Regions from separate parts of the Homo sapiens genome. Here region 1 is linked to region 2. Evidence: chromatin contacts called from ENCODE Hi-C or POLR2A ChIA-PET data. All regions are on one chromosome and are shown on one strand. The core of a region is the stretch at or near the end of the contact, and the rest is flanking DNA. Distances in the headings are between cores, read along the strand shown. Region 1 overlaps GLI3 (GLI family zinc finger 3). Region 2 has its middle 240 kb from the start of INHBA.

Region 1 (5,850 bases), core at 455-2,954, 280 kb before region 2:
CTCATTCTTATGAAGATGCTGTTGTTTGTGCCACTACCACACCTGGACACATTCTCAGGAGGTCTTCCACTGCAGCTGCATTTGTCTTGAGTTGGTCTTGGACCTCGGGTTTCCCTCATGATTCTGTTGAGGGTGATTGGGAACAGAACTAATCTGACCAGCCCCACAACAACCAGAAAGCCACGAGATAAAACTAGCCAGAGAAGGAGCAGTCATGATTTACAAATGTTTGTGCTGCAGTGTTAAATAATCACCTGTTTCCTCAACCACACTCCCCTGGCTTTCTGCCCTGATCAGCTTGTGCCCTTGAGCCCACATTTTCTCCTAAATGTGTATGAATCCTGTCCTGTTTGGGGACCGACATTGATTGGTCAAACTTGCAGGGCACATGCCTGAGTGATAGCTGTCCTAGAAATCTGGCGAACTCTGGCCAGTTTTTCAGTGTTCCTGTTTCTTCTAAGAGATTTACTGTTTTATATTTTGGGACAAAAATCAAATAAAAGAAAAATGGAAGTGGTGTTTTTAAACATGGATTGCAAGCCGACAGGCAGATTCTTGGAAAACAAATAAATCTAAAGAGAGGAACAAGTAAAAGAAAGGACAATAAACCCTTTCTTTGTGTATGTGATGCTAATAATTACCATGGTCTTTTTTACAGAGTCCTCTACAGTTTTCATCTAACTAGTTCAGAGCCTTTTTACAGTCCCAGGATTATGCTGAGGGGCGTGGATTGCTGGAAGCGCAGAGGCCCTTTCTTCTGCAACCTGGTCACCTGCTGCCTCTGCACTCAGTCTTGATCACAGGGACTGGTGTGTGGGCTTTGGACCTGGCCCTGTCTGGGTTTAGAGCTCGTGGGGTGCAGGATTTCCAAGTTGGGACACTATTCGTGTGCTGGCTGGTGGTTGACATCGCCATGGCCCTCCATCCTTCTGTCCATCCATCTGTCCCTCTGTCCCTCTTCCTATCTTTTCTCTTTTTCTCTATGAATATTTCATAAATGCTTGGACCCCTGCACTGACGCTATTCGTAGAAAGGAAAACAGAATCATATGGATGCTATAACAGGTAGTTTGATTGCTACTGTTTCCAGAAAGGTTCTTGTGCTTTCTTTAACAAAGCCCTGAACTATATCCATTTATAACTGAACAATTAAAAATGAGTTCAGTTTCGGCCAGGCCCGGTGGCTCACACCTGTAATCCCAGCACTTTGGCAGGCCGAGGCGGGCGGATCACCAGGTCAGGAGATCGAGACCATCCTGGCTAACGCGGTGAAACCCCGTCTCTACTAAAAATATAAAAAATTAGCTGGGCGTGTGGCGGGTGCCTGTAGTCCCAGCCACTCGGGAGGCTGAGGCAGGAGAATGGCGTGAATTCGGGAGGTGGAGCTTACAGTGAGCCAAGATCGTGCCACTGCACTCCAGCCTGGGCGACAGAACGAGACTCTGTCTCAAAAAAAAAAAAAAAAAAGAGTTCAGTTTCAAAAACCAAATGAATGTGATACCTGCATTTTCTCTCCTATCCACCATTTCATGATTAAAATCACACAAATGAACAAAAAGTTTTGTTACTGGCTGAGTTATTGGTGAGGTTGCTTTAATTAACTTTTCCAGCCATTCTGTGGTGCAATTTGTTCTTCATTGTGAGCTTCCCAGCCAAACCACTCACATTCCACTGCATGTCCTTGCAGATCTGTTTTCGTACTTTTCTCAGCTGAGTATCTGCTCCTGGAATAACATGCGTATAGAGTTTTGTTTAAACATACGCAGACCCACAACCAAAAGGTACAGTTCAGAAAACTTGAACAGCTTTTTAAAGAAGCATTTGCCACTTAACACTGAAATTTAAAATAATGCAAGTGAAAAACTGTGTTGTAGATCTTGTATGACAAAAAAAAAAGGCAAGTCAAATTTGATTTTTGTAACATTTAGGAACCTATATCAACATATAAAGCCTTTGGTAATCTTTATGCAGGAAGTACAGTGTACCCGTAGTTTCATGTGCCCATAGTCTGATTTTAAATTTTATTGTTATATTTGAAGTGTAAATGACGAAGGAGATGACATTTAGTTTTCTGAATTATTTAAATGCAATTGTGGTTTAAGTGATCATTTGTGGCATTTCACATATTGGCTTTCCCATAGAAAGTATGCATGCAGATCTTAGGTATAATTGTTGACTTTAAAATGTCCAAGTCCATTAATGTGTGAAGACTGTAAGTAAAATGCCTTAATAATCTCTTTTTGATGTAGATGCATTACTTCATAAGCTACATGTTGTGTTTTCTAAATAATAAGAGTTTTTTTCATCTAAATCTTCCAATGTTCTACATGTTCTCATTCTCTTATAAAATTTTTTTCAACAATTTGCAAATACTGACTTTTCAATTTGAAGTGTTTTGCCTCATTTTTGGCCCATGATTTCGTTTTAAAGGAGTAATTCGATAGTTCTTATTAATCTGCAACTCGGCTTTAAAAAAGAAACTAATGATAAACGTATGTAGGCTGTGGTCTTGGGGATCTTTTATCAGATCTGATAGTTATTGGGAACATACTTTAAAGTGATAGAAAGCAGAAATTATTATCCTAACGCTGATGCAATGTGAAACCAAAGTTGATAGATTAATGATGCAAAGGAAGTTCCCTGTTCACTTTGATTCTTTCAAAAACAAGAATTTGGTTCTTTGCTTAAAAAATTATTTTCTTCAAGGTTGGTAAGGGGAAAGTGTTATGGTCTGCAAATTCCTAAGGAGTTGCTTTTTTTTTTGCTTTAACTTTTGGTCACTTCTTGGCCTTGCAATTTGCTTTTAAATTGTCCATTGCATGGGTGTTGTTAGGTTGGTGCAAAAGTAATTGCGGTTTTTGCCTTTAAAAGTAATGACAAAAACCGCAATTACTTTTGCACCAACCACTGATTGTGATGTCTGTTGGTCTTCTAGCTGGGAGTCAGATGGCTTTGAGTTTTGTTGGAAGTTTGAAATTTATCTGCTATTCTTCACCATAAGCTCTTGTCTCCTTGACTTTTTTTTAATGGTAAGAGTATATGTGCCAGTTCTGCTCTGAAATGGGCAGGCAGTTCACGCCATAAAGAACATAGGTTGTGAGTTTTCGGTTTCTTGTTTCTATAGAGGTCCAACCCTTTTTCTTTGCCACATCCCATTTCCTGGCACATGACAGATACGTGGAAAGGATGTTCAGATAAAATGGATTTCAGATCATAGGATGTTCATTTGTAGCACACACAGGTTCTGGGATCTGAAAGCTTGGTTTGAGTTCTGGCAACACGAAGGACTAGCCATGTGAGTGTGAGCAGATTAACTTTTCAGCGTTCTAGTTTCCTCATCAGTTTCGGAAGACAATAGTAAGACCTACTTCACACTTCACAGGCTGCCGTATCATAAACATATAGGAAGGACTCTGCAAACGTTAGCCTCTGCTATTAGGACAAAGCATGTTGGTGAGTTAAACGTTATGAATCCAAAACAAAAAGATTCTGTTTTCTTGAACATACACGTCAGTTTTCAAATTAAGGGAAATATGTTTGCCAAAAGTAATGGTGAATTTGCTGGACTCAGATGTCTGAAAAACAGTTCAAGATGTTTCACAAATCCCAAATGTGACTAAGTTTGCACATCTTAAGGAGGGATGGATTAAAAAAAACAAAGTTTCTGTAAACTTCCTTGTAAATGCCTTCTTAAATCGGAAAATAGGGAAGATAATCTTGGGAAAATTTATTTCAGTTTCCTCAACCTTGAAAGCTAGTGTTGTACTGATTATATGCTATTGCATTAGAAGCAGCATATATACATCCTTTTTCTTGATTCTTTTCCTGGGTTGAACTGGTGGTTTGTGCTGTATTCGAATTAGATTTTATTTTTTATAGAGAGTTTTTATGTTTCTAAACCAACTAACTGATGACAAATATTCTGATTCTAATAAGAGCCCCGACTCTCTTGAGCTCCAAACTCACATGTCCTGAACTCTGGTTACCACTGTGTTCTTTATTTTGGCTAAGTATATCACCTTTCCTGTGGTCAGCCAGGCTTGAAACCGCACCATCACCTTTGACCCCTCCTTCTCTCCTGCTCCCATGTCCTACCGGTTTTGAGGTCCTGTTAGATTTTCCTCTGTAATTACTCGCTCGTGTGTCTCTTCAGGCCAACCTACTGTACTGTGTGGTGAAAACCCTCACACCTCATGCTTAGATGATTAAAATGACCCTCTGTCTAATCACCTTGCCTTTCATCTCCACTCTTGTCACGCATGGGACTTGCTCCTGCCAAATTAGGCTTATTACAGTTCTGCTTATGCCACAACCCTGCTCTAAAAGCTCCAGTGACTCCCAGCTACTTGTAGAATAAAGCTCAAAGTCTTTGACTTAACATTTAGATATCTTCTAAAATCTGGCCCCAGTCTGACAGTCCAATCTGATATGTTCAGAAGTAGATATGCTACTATCCCATCGCATAACCTATGCTTTAGCTAAATGCAAGGGCTCTTGGCCTCTTGTCCATAGAAATGTTTTGCTAACACCAATGCATGTTTAAATTCTCAAATGTGAATATGTCCCCAGTCTCTTTCTCTCCTCATAAGGTCTTGTGTCCTTTGGGGAACTAGCTTATAACACTAGATTTTTTTATTTTTAAAATTATTATTATTTTAAGTAATAGACTTCATGTTTTAGAGAGGTTTTAGGTTTACAGAAAAATTGAGCAGAAGACACAGAGAGTTCTCATATACCCCGTCATACATACTTTCCCCTCTTATTAACATCTTACATTAATGTGGTACATTTGTTACAACTGATGAACCAATATTGATGCACTGTTATTAACTTTCCATCATTCACATGGGGGCTCACTCTGTTGTACAGTTGTATGGGTTTTGACAAATGTATGTCACATATCCACCACTGCAGTATGCTACAGAATACTTTGAATGCTCTAAAGATCCCTCATGCTCCACCAGTTTATCCTGTCCCTTCCTTCACAGCACTCAAGTTTTACATTTTAGTTAAACTTCTTGAGAGTAGCACCTGGTTTTTCTACCTTACCCGCTCCCTGCTCACATTCAGTGTGTTTGCTGAGAGGGCCTCAGCAGATACTGAATAAACCTGCAAATTACAACACTTTGAGACAGGAGGGCAGGGGACATGTGTAACAGCATTAGTGTTGTGCAGTTAGAAGCCAGGGTTTGAGCCCTATCCCTACCACGTAATTGCTGTGTGATCATGGGCTAAGTACTTAACCTGTCTGACTCTGGCACAGAGAGTACCCAAACATGTTAGCTATTGATAGTAATAGTAATATGACTCTTATGGGTATAATTTGCCAGGATTAAATTTATTGATGCATTTCATCTCACTCCTTTCAGCATAACATCAGTTGTTAGTATTCTCTGAATGGTTCGGCTTTAGTCTGATTGAGGATTGGCTAATTGAGGATTGAGGATTGAAGGATTGGCTAATAGGAGATCCTTACATGAGGTTGGTTATCAGGTTCTAGCTTAACAGGCTAGAGTTAGGGAACAATATCTTAAATCACTGGTCCTGAAATTGGCACAAGTTGGGATTTTAGCTATTGGATTTCTCCTCAAAAAGAACAATTCCTGGGATAAATGAATATCAGATAAATCAGGAATAAATATCACTCCCATTTTTCAAATTTAAGAGCAAAAAGAAGTCACAGCATGATGTTTTGCTTGGATGGGATGTTTCTGGGTTGCCTTTGATTACATGTGATCATGGGGTGTGAACATTTCAAATTTCCAGAAACAAGCTGCTCAGAACCAGAAACAACCACCAAATAGTGGATGCTTAAGCGGCGAAATGGTGATGATGGGAGGAAAATCTCCCT
Region 2 (6,141 bases), core at 1,749-4,248:
ATTGATGGCAGAAGCATCACCAGTGCCATTTACTTCTGTTTTTCTTCATGCAGAACAATGGCAGGGAAGGATTCTCCCTTCTCTCAAAGACCTACTTGGGATGGCAGGACACAGTGTGAGGCTGCGGACAAGATCACCAGTGTCCAGCACTTTCTCATCACAGCATGTTGGGGGTCTCTGGCTGCAGAGAGCTTGACGTCATAGTTAGGACATTTTTTGGTGGCAAGGAACAGAGGCCAATTCAAGGTAGCCAGGTGAGTGATGGTGCTGTAGGGAGATCTCCTTTGGGGAGAGCAGAACTGAGAGCTTACATTGTTACTGGGAGCCCTGGGAGCAACCTCTTCACATCTTTACATTCTGATTTCTCCATCCTCTCTTCACGCATCCCACCCAGCACACTTATTCTGCCTGGCTGGTGGGAAATGGTGGCCCACAGTGCCCAGGTTCTTCGTTCAGATTTACAGTCACCTACAGAGACTGGTTCTTCCTCACTCCCACCTCCAAAGTCCTGGGGTCTAGGAATGACTCTGTCAGGGTTAGATGTGACCAGCATCCCAGCCAGAAGTGTGGGGTTGAATCGTGCAATTGAGGGTTGCAGGTAAGTCCTGTGCATAAGGTGGGGTGGCGGGTGTCAGATTGGGGGTCACTGTGAACCAGTACACACCCTGAAATCAGGCTGCAAGCTCGGAAGGAAAATGGGGTCTGCAGAAGGAGAGTGTTCTCTGGAAATGAGAGTTGGGGCTTCTTGGGCCCCCTTGTGGGTCACAGCTATGGGATTTAACCTCATGTGGGATACATTGTCAAAGAAAGGGCCCTAGCTAATATTTCTTGGTAAGTTTTCATCCTTCAATTCTCTGCAGTTTAATACCTCCAAACACATATTTCTGAGTTACAGTGTTTATTTAGAAACCTCACAGAGCCTTTGGGAGGCCGAGGCGTGTGGATCATGAGGTCAGGAGATGGAGACCCTCCTGGCCAACACAGTGAAATGCCGTCTCTACTAAAAATACAAAAAATTAGCAGGGCGTGGTGGCAGGCGCCTGTAGTCCCAGCTACTCAGGAGGCTGAGGCAGGAGAATGGCGTGAACCCAGGAGGCAGAGTTTGCAGTGAGCTGAGATCTTGCCACTGCACTCCAGCCTGAGTGACAGAGTGAGACTCCATCTCAGAAAAAAAAAAAAAAAGAAAAGAAAAAGAAAAGAAACCGCAGAGCCATCCGGGTACGGCTGCATGTATTTGCATTTACAGTGACTGATGCTGAGTTCCTGGCTATAGGAGTATTCCATTTTATGGAATACTTCTGGATACTGCACTCACAGACTCAACTGTAAACTGAACACATTTATATTATATCTCTAATCTCTATTCTCATAATAGTCTTACTAGTATTACCACCACTTTAAAAATGGAGAGAGAGAGAAAGAGAAAGTGTGTGTGTTACCTTTCTGAAATCACTCAGCTAGCAAGTGCAAGAACAGGGATCCCAACCCTCACCACTTCTCCACATTCCTTGTTTTGCGAATCAAGATGTGTGACCCTGTTTGGGGTTAGGCACAGTGGCTCAAGCCTCTAATCCCAGCACTTTGGGATGCCGAGGAGGGTGGATCACCTGAGCTCAGGAGTTTGAAACCAGCCTGGCCAACATGGTAAAACCCCATCTGTACTAAAAATACAAACATTGGCTGAGAGTGGTTGTGCACACCTGTAAATCTGAGCACTTTGAGAGGCTGAGATAGGAAGATCACATGAGGTTAGGAGTACGAGACCAGCCTAGCCAACATGGTGAAACTGCGTCTCTACTAAAAATATAAAAATTAGCCGGGCGTGGTGGTGCACCTGTAATCTCAACTACTCAGGAGGCTGAGGCAGGAGAATCGCTTGGACCCGGGAGGCAGAGGTTGCAGTGAGCTGAGATTGTGCCACTGAACTCCAGCCTGAGTGACGGAGTGAGACTATGTTTCAAAAAAAAAGATGTTATGACATTGTTTGGGTCATAATCAGTCACAGAGAAACATAGTGGCAAAATCCCAGTCTCTGAGTTCCAAGGCAGAGAATATGTGAGTTTACTCAGAGATGACAATTTAAGATTGCCTCTTCCTTAGCTCTGGGACCTCAGGCAAGTTTATGTATCTGTGCCTCAGTGTCCTCATCTGTCCAGATGACTGAATCATTGTGAGCAGGAGATGAGTTAAGTCTTGCAGTGTTTGCAGGCACCAGGGAAGTGGCACAGGTTATAATTAACAGTTCAGACATCAGGGAAGGGTTCCAAGAACATGAGTTAAACACTGACTAAGGAGGGGCCCTTTCAGAAGAGGAAGAGGTGGAGAGGAAGGTACAAGAGACAGTATGAGGTGGGAGAGTGGACCTCTGTAGATGAGGGTCAGGAAGGAGGTTGACAGGATGTACATAAGGCACTGGCAGGAGTGAAAACTCGGGGTGAAGGTGCATAGGCCCCAAACACCCCATGAAGGAGTCTGGGCTTTGCCCTGGAGGACCAGAGCTGGAGGGGACACACCAGGGGGGCCAGTGGGTGTGCTTTTTGGAGAAAATTTTAGAAGAAGAGGGAGGAGGCCAGAAGTCAACGATGCCTGGTCTAGAAGTCATAGCTTCTGTGAACGAGGAAGTCTCATAGGCAAAAGAACAGGCCTGGTCTTATGGGGTTCTGGGTCCAAAGGCCAGACCTGTTGCAAAGTGTCAGCAAGAGAAAAATTCCTGGCCCTCTCCTGCCAGCTCTAGCTCCCCCTGTCAATGAGAGAAAGGACAGGCCTATTCCAGAACACTCAGCCATCAGGCACAATCTCCAAGACTTGACTGTCCACTGCCCTCCTTCCCTCCCTCCACACTCCCCTCACCACACTTGTGGAGGGCCTGGGGATTAATGCCCAGTTTGCAGGGCATTTAATAGTGGCTTCTCAGCGGGCGGAGCTGCAAACGCGTCCAACAGCCCCTTCAGCCCATGCTGCTGCTGCCACCGCGTGGTGCAGGCGGGGAATGACTGCGCACCGTCCCTGTTCAGCGGGAGCACCGGAGCCCATCTCCACCTCCGTTCTCTGCGCTGAAGAGGAAAGAACCACGCGGATTCAGCACGGGGAATGTTTCTTGTTTAGGAACTGTAATATAGGGATTGGACACTAGCTAAAAAAGAGCATCTTTGGAGATGGGGGTATTAAACAGTTCAAATATGCTTGGGATTCATCAATATGAGACTTGGAGAAACATCTCTGTGGCCACTGCTGTGGCTTTCTTGGATCTGAACCAGACACTGCCTTTGTTTTTTACTACATATAAGCCAGAGGGAGTCCTGGGCTGCCTGAGCTGGGGAGGCGGGTGCGGTGACAGCAGCGCCCCTGCAGACTGAGCCTGCGAGTCCCACGCGTGAAGCCCACGCGTGAAGCCCGCAGGGTGCGCCGGGTTGTGCGGGGCATGGCAGCTCCCAGCCCCTCCACACATCGGGTCGGCCACTTCCCTGCGGGGACAGAATCTAGCATTTTTTCAACTGTCCTAGTCTATGTATAATTCCGTTTGTCTTTTGAAAGCAGTTGTTTATTTTGAAAGGCACAAGCGGAATGCCTTACATCAGCGCCCCTTGACCCGGAGGTAGGAGGAGCGTGAGAGGAGCCACAGGGTGGACTTTAAACCACACCGATGTGCTTGAGTCACGGGTCCTCGGGTAGCAAGTGGCTCTGCACAAGTTGTTGAACTTTTGAATTTTTTTTTTTTGACAGAGTCTCACTTATGTCCCCCAGGCTGGTGTGCAATGGCACGATCTCCGCTCGCTGCAACCTCCGTCTCCCCGGCTCAAGCAATTCTCCTGCCTCAGCCTCCAGAGTAGCTGGGATTACAGGCGCCCCCCACCAAGCCCAGCTACTTTTTTGTAGTTTTAGTAGAGATGGGGTTTCACCATGTTGGCCAGGCTGGTCTCAAACTTCTGACCTCAAGTGATTCGCCTGCTTCAGGCTCCCAAAGTGCTAGGATTACCGGCGTGAGCCACCACGCCCGGCCAGTTGTTGAACTTTCTATGAGCCTCTGTTTCCTCATCTGTGGAATGTGTCCTAGTCTATGTAGTAGATTAGTCTCTCTTGTAGAGGAGTCTAAATCATCAAGGGCGGTGTGTTTGCCTTTCATTTTACCCCACTCCAGACCACTCAGCAGGGCCCCCTTCTCGTTACTCCCTTTAACTATTGCAGCGAGTTAGGCAGTGACCCTTATATTCATGTCCGGGCAATCACTTCAAACATGGATATAGATGAACTCTGTGCCAAAAGAAGCATGTAACTGATTGCCCCCCAAAAGGAGAGGGCCAGGGCTGGTCATAGCGATGACCATGTGCCCAGAGGTCTTAGCGTGTGCCCCAGAGGAGGCTCCAAAATGAGGAAATGAGGGATCTGAAGGGCGGAAGGGAAGAGAGGTTCAGGCAGGTGTCCAAGGCTATCTGCCTGGTCAGTGACAGAGCCTGGACTGTGTGAAGGCAGATCCCATGCGTCTACCACTCACTGGCTGCCTCCAGCGGAAAGCAGAGTGGGCCCTGGGGTCACACACTCAGCTGGGAGGGAGTCCTCTTCCACGGAGTCAGTGGGTGACAGGGAATAGCCAGAGGCAGGGAAAGGAGAAGAGAGTGAGCAGAACAAGGTCATGGCAAAGTCTGGGTGAGAGGGAGGCTCCCAGGTGCAGGGCATTGAGAAGGGAACCCACAAGGGGAGGGGCCGAGGGTGGGGAGCCGCGGCTGGGGCACACTGAGGGTGAGGAGAGCATCCCATCCATGTGAAAATACCCAGGAGCTTGGGGATTTTGAGCTCCTATGAGTGGGCGTCTCATACCCAGAGTTCATTGCTGATGCCTTGACTGATTTCTTAAAACAGAAAAGATTTACTTGTAGGTGAAAGGAAGGAGAAAGACAGAAAAGAAATGTAATAGAGTGTCCCAGACAGGACTCAGTGCCATCAGGGATAGGGGTCAGGCACCTCTTGCCCAGAGATGCTTAAGGAGCTATGGTTCTTTGATGCTCTACCATTCTAGGAGTAGTTCAGGCAGCAAGAGAAACATCTTCCTGCCGCTAAGAATTGCTCAGACTTCAGCTGTTGTGGGCACTTACATTACTTAAGTTCAGTTTTTGTCACTCAAGGAAAGTCTTGTTGACAGAGGTGACAGAGGCTCAGAGTTAGGACCCATGTAGCAGAGATCAGCTTTACTGGGAAAAACTGCTTTGAGGCTCTGTAGGGAGCGGAATGAGAAACGGCAGTCACACACTGCCCCCTGGTGTTCAAGAGCATTTACTGTACCTTGGCTGCTTCCAAAGAGACAGGCGGAGCTCAGGCTTAGTCACCTTACAAATGTCCTTCCTAGGTGTTTTGGGTCTTACACATGTTCTTTTCACCTGTCAGTAACGAGGACCAGCTTTAGTGTTTACCAATCTATTTGCGCACTTTTTGGCCATACAACCCCGTGCAGGAAAAATAATCACAGGGAAAGAGAAGTGGGCTCTCCTCCCTGCACCCTTCCCTGCTCCCACAGCAGCCCACCTGGGAGCTGGCATATGTGATGGTTGAAAAGCATACTGCTTTTTACGTGTCATTCCTCAATAAAGTGATTTTCAAAAACACACAAAAAAAGCGTGGACTTTGCAGACAGATCATATTCAAATCCTGGTGCCCTGTGACCCAGAGGGTGGATAAGTCACTTAATCTGTCTGCGTCCCAGAGCGCCATGTGCTAGGAAGTGAGAATTAAAATACAAATGGGTCTGATCTCCAGCAGCTCAGAGGTGGCTGGAGGACTTACAGAGAGGAGGAGGTTTTCAATACAGCACCAGAAAAGCTTCAGAAGAGGTCAGTACTGGGAGCAGTGTATCTGAGAACCAGAGATTGAAATGGCTGTTTCATGAGGGCGATTGTGAACATTAAATGAGAGAACATGGATAAGGTTTTTAGTGCAATTCTGGCACACAAGGAACCACAAATTATAGTTATTAGAGTTCCAAAGGGGCCTCAGTGATTAAGAGCAGTAGGTCTGGGGACAGGATGGAGGTGTTGCTCCGTGTTCTGTGGCAGGGATTGACTAGACCTGGGCAGCCCAATGGAGATATAATGCAAGTCACAAATTAAAGCCACAAATGTAATTTTAAATTTTCTGGTAGCCTTACTTTAA

Evidence for each region. Hi-C counts contacts between places; a loop is a spot of excess contacts on that map. ChIA-PET counts read pairs that join two places held with the same protein, here RNA polymerase II (POLR2A). Pooled maps may share reads with other maps.
Region 1: POLR2A ChIA-PET joins it to region 2 with 11 read pairs in WTC11. The contact joins two enhancer-like sites. A Hi-C loop is called at or near these places in 2 of 50 pooled maps. POLR2A ChIA-PET finds 5 or more read pairs at or near these places in 3 of 52 experiments (H1, WTC11 and activated CD4-positive, alpha-beta T cell).

The regions. Positions count from the first base shown.
Region 1 is chr7:42,215,470-42,221,319 of GRCh38, reverse strand. All of the region lies in intron 2 of GLI3 (GLI family zinc finger 3), which reads left to right. Among named protein-coding and RNA genes, the nearest start is that of GLI3, 19 kb to the left of the region's middle. Within about 2 kb of position 1,704, at least 3 of the 41 ENCODE cell types and tissues checked have a DNase peak (open chromatin) inside an H3K27ac peak, as active enhancers do.
Region 2 is chr7:41,940,053-41,946,193 of GRCh38, reverse strand. No RefSeq gene overlaps it. Among named protein-coding and RNA genes, the nearest start is that of INHBA, 240 kb to the right of the region's middle. Within about 2 kb of position 2,998, at least 7 of the 41 ENCODE cell types and tissues checked have a DNase peak (open chromatin) inside an H3K27ac peak, as active enhancers do.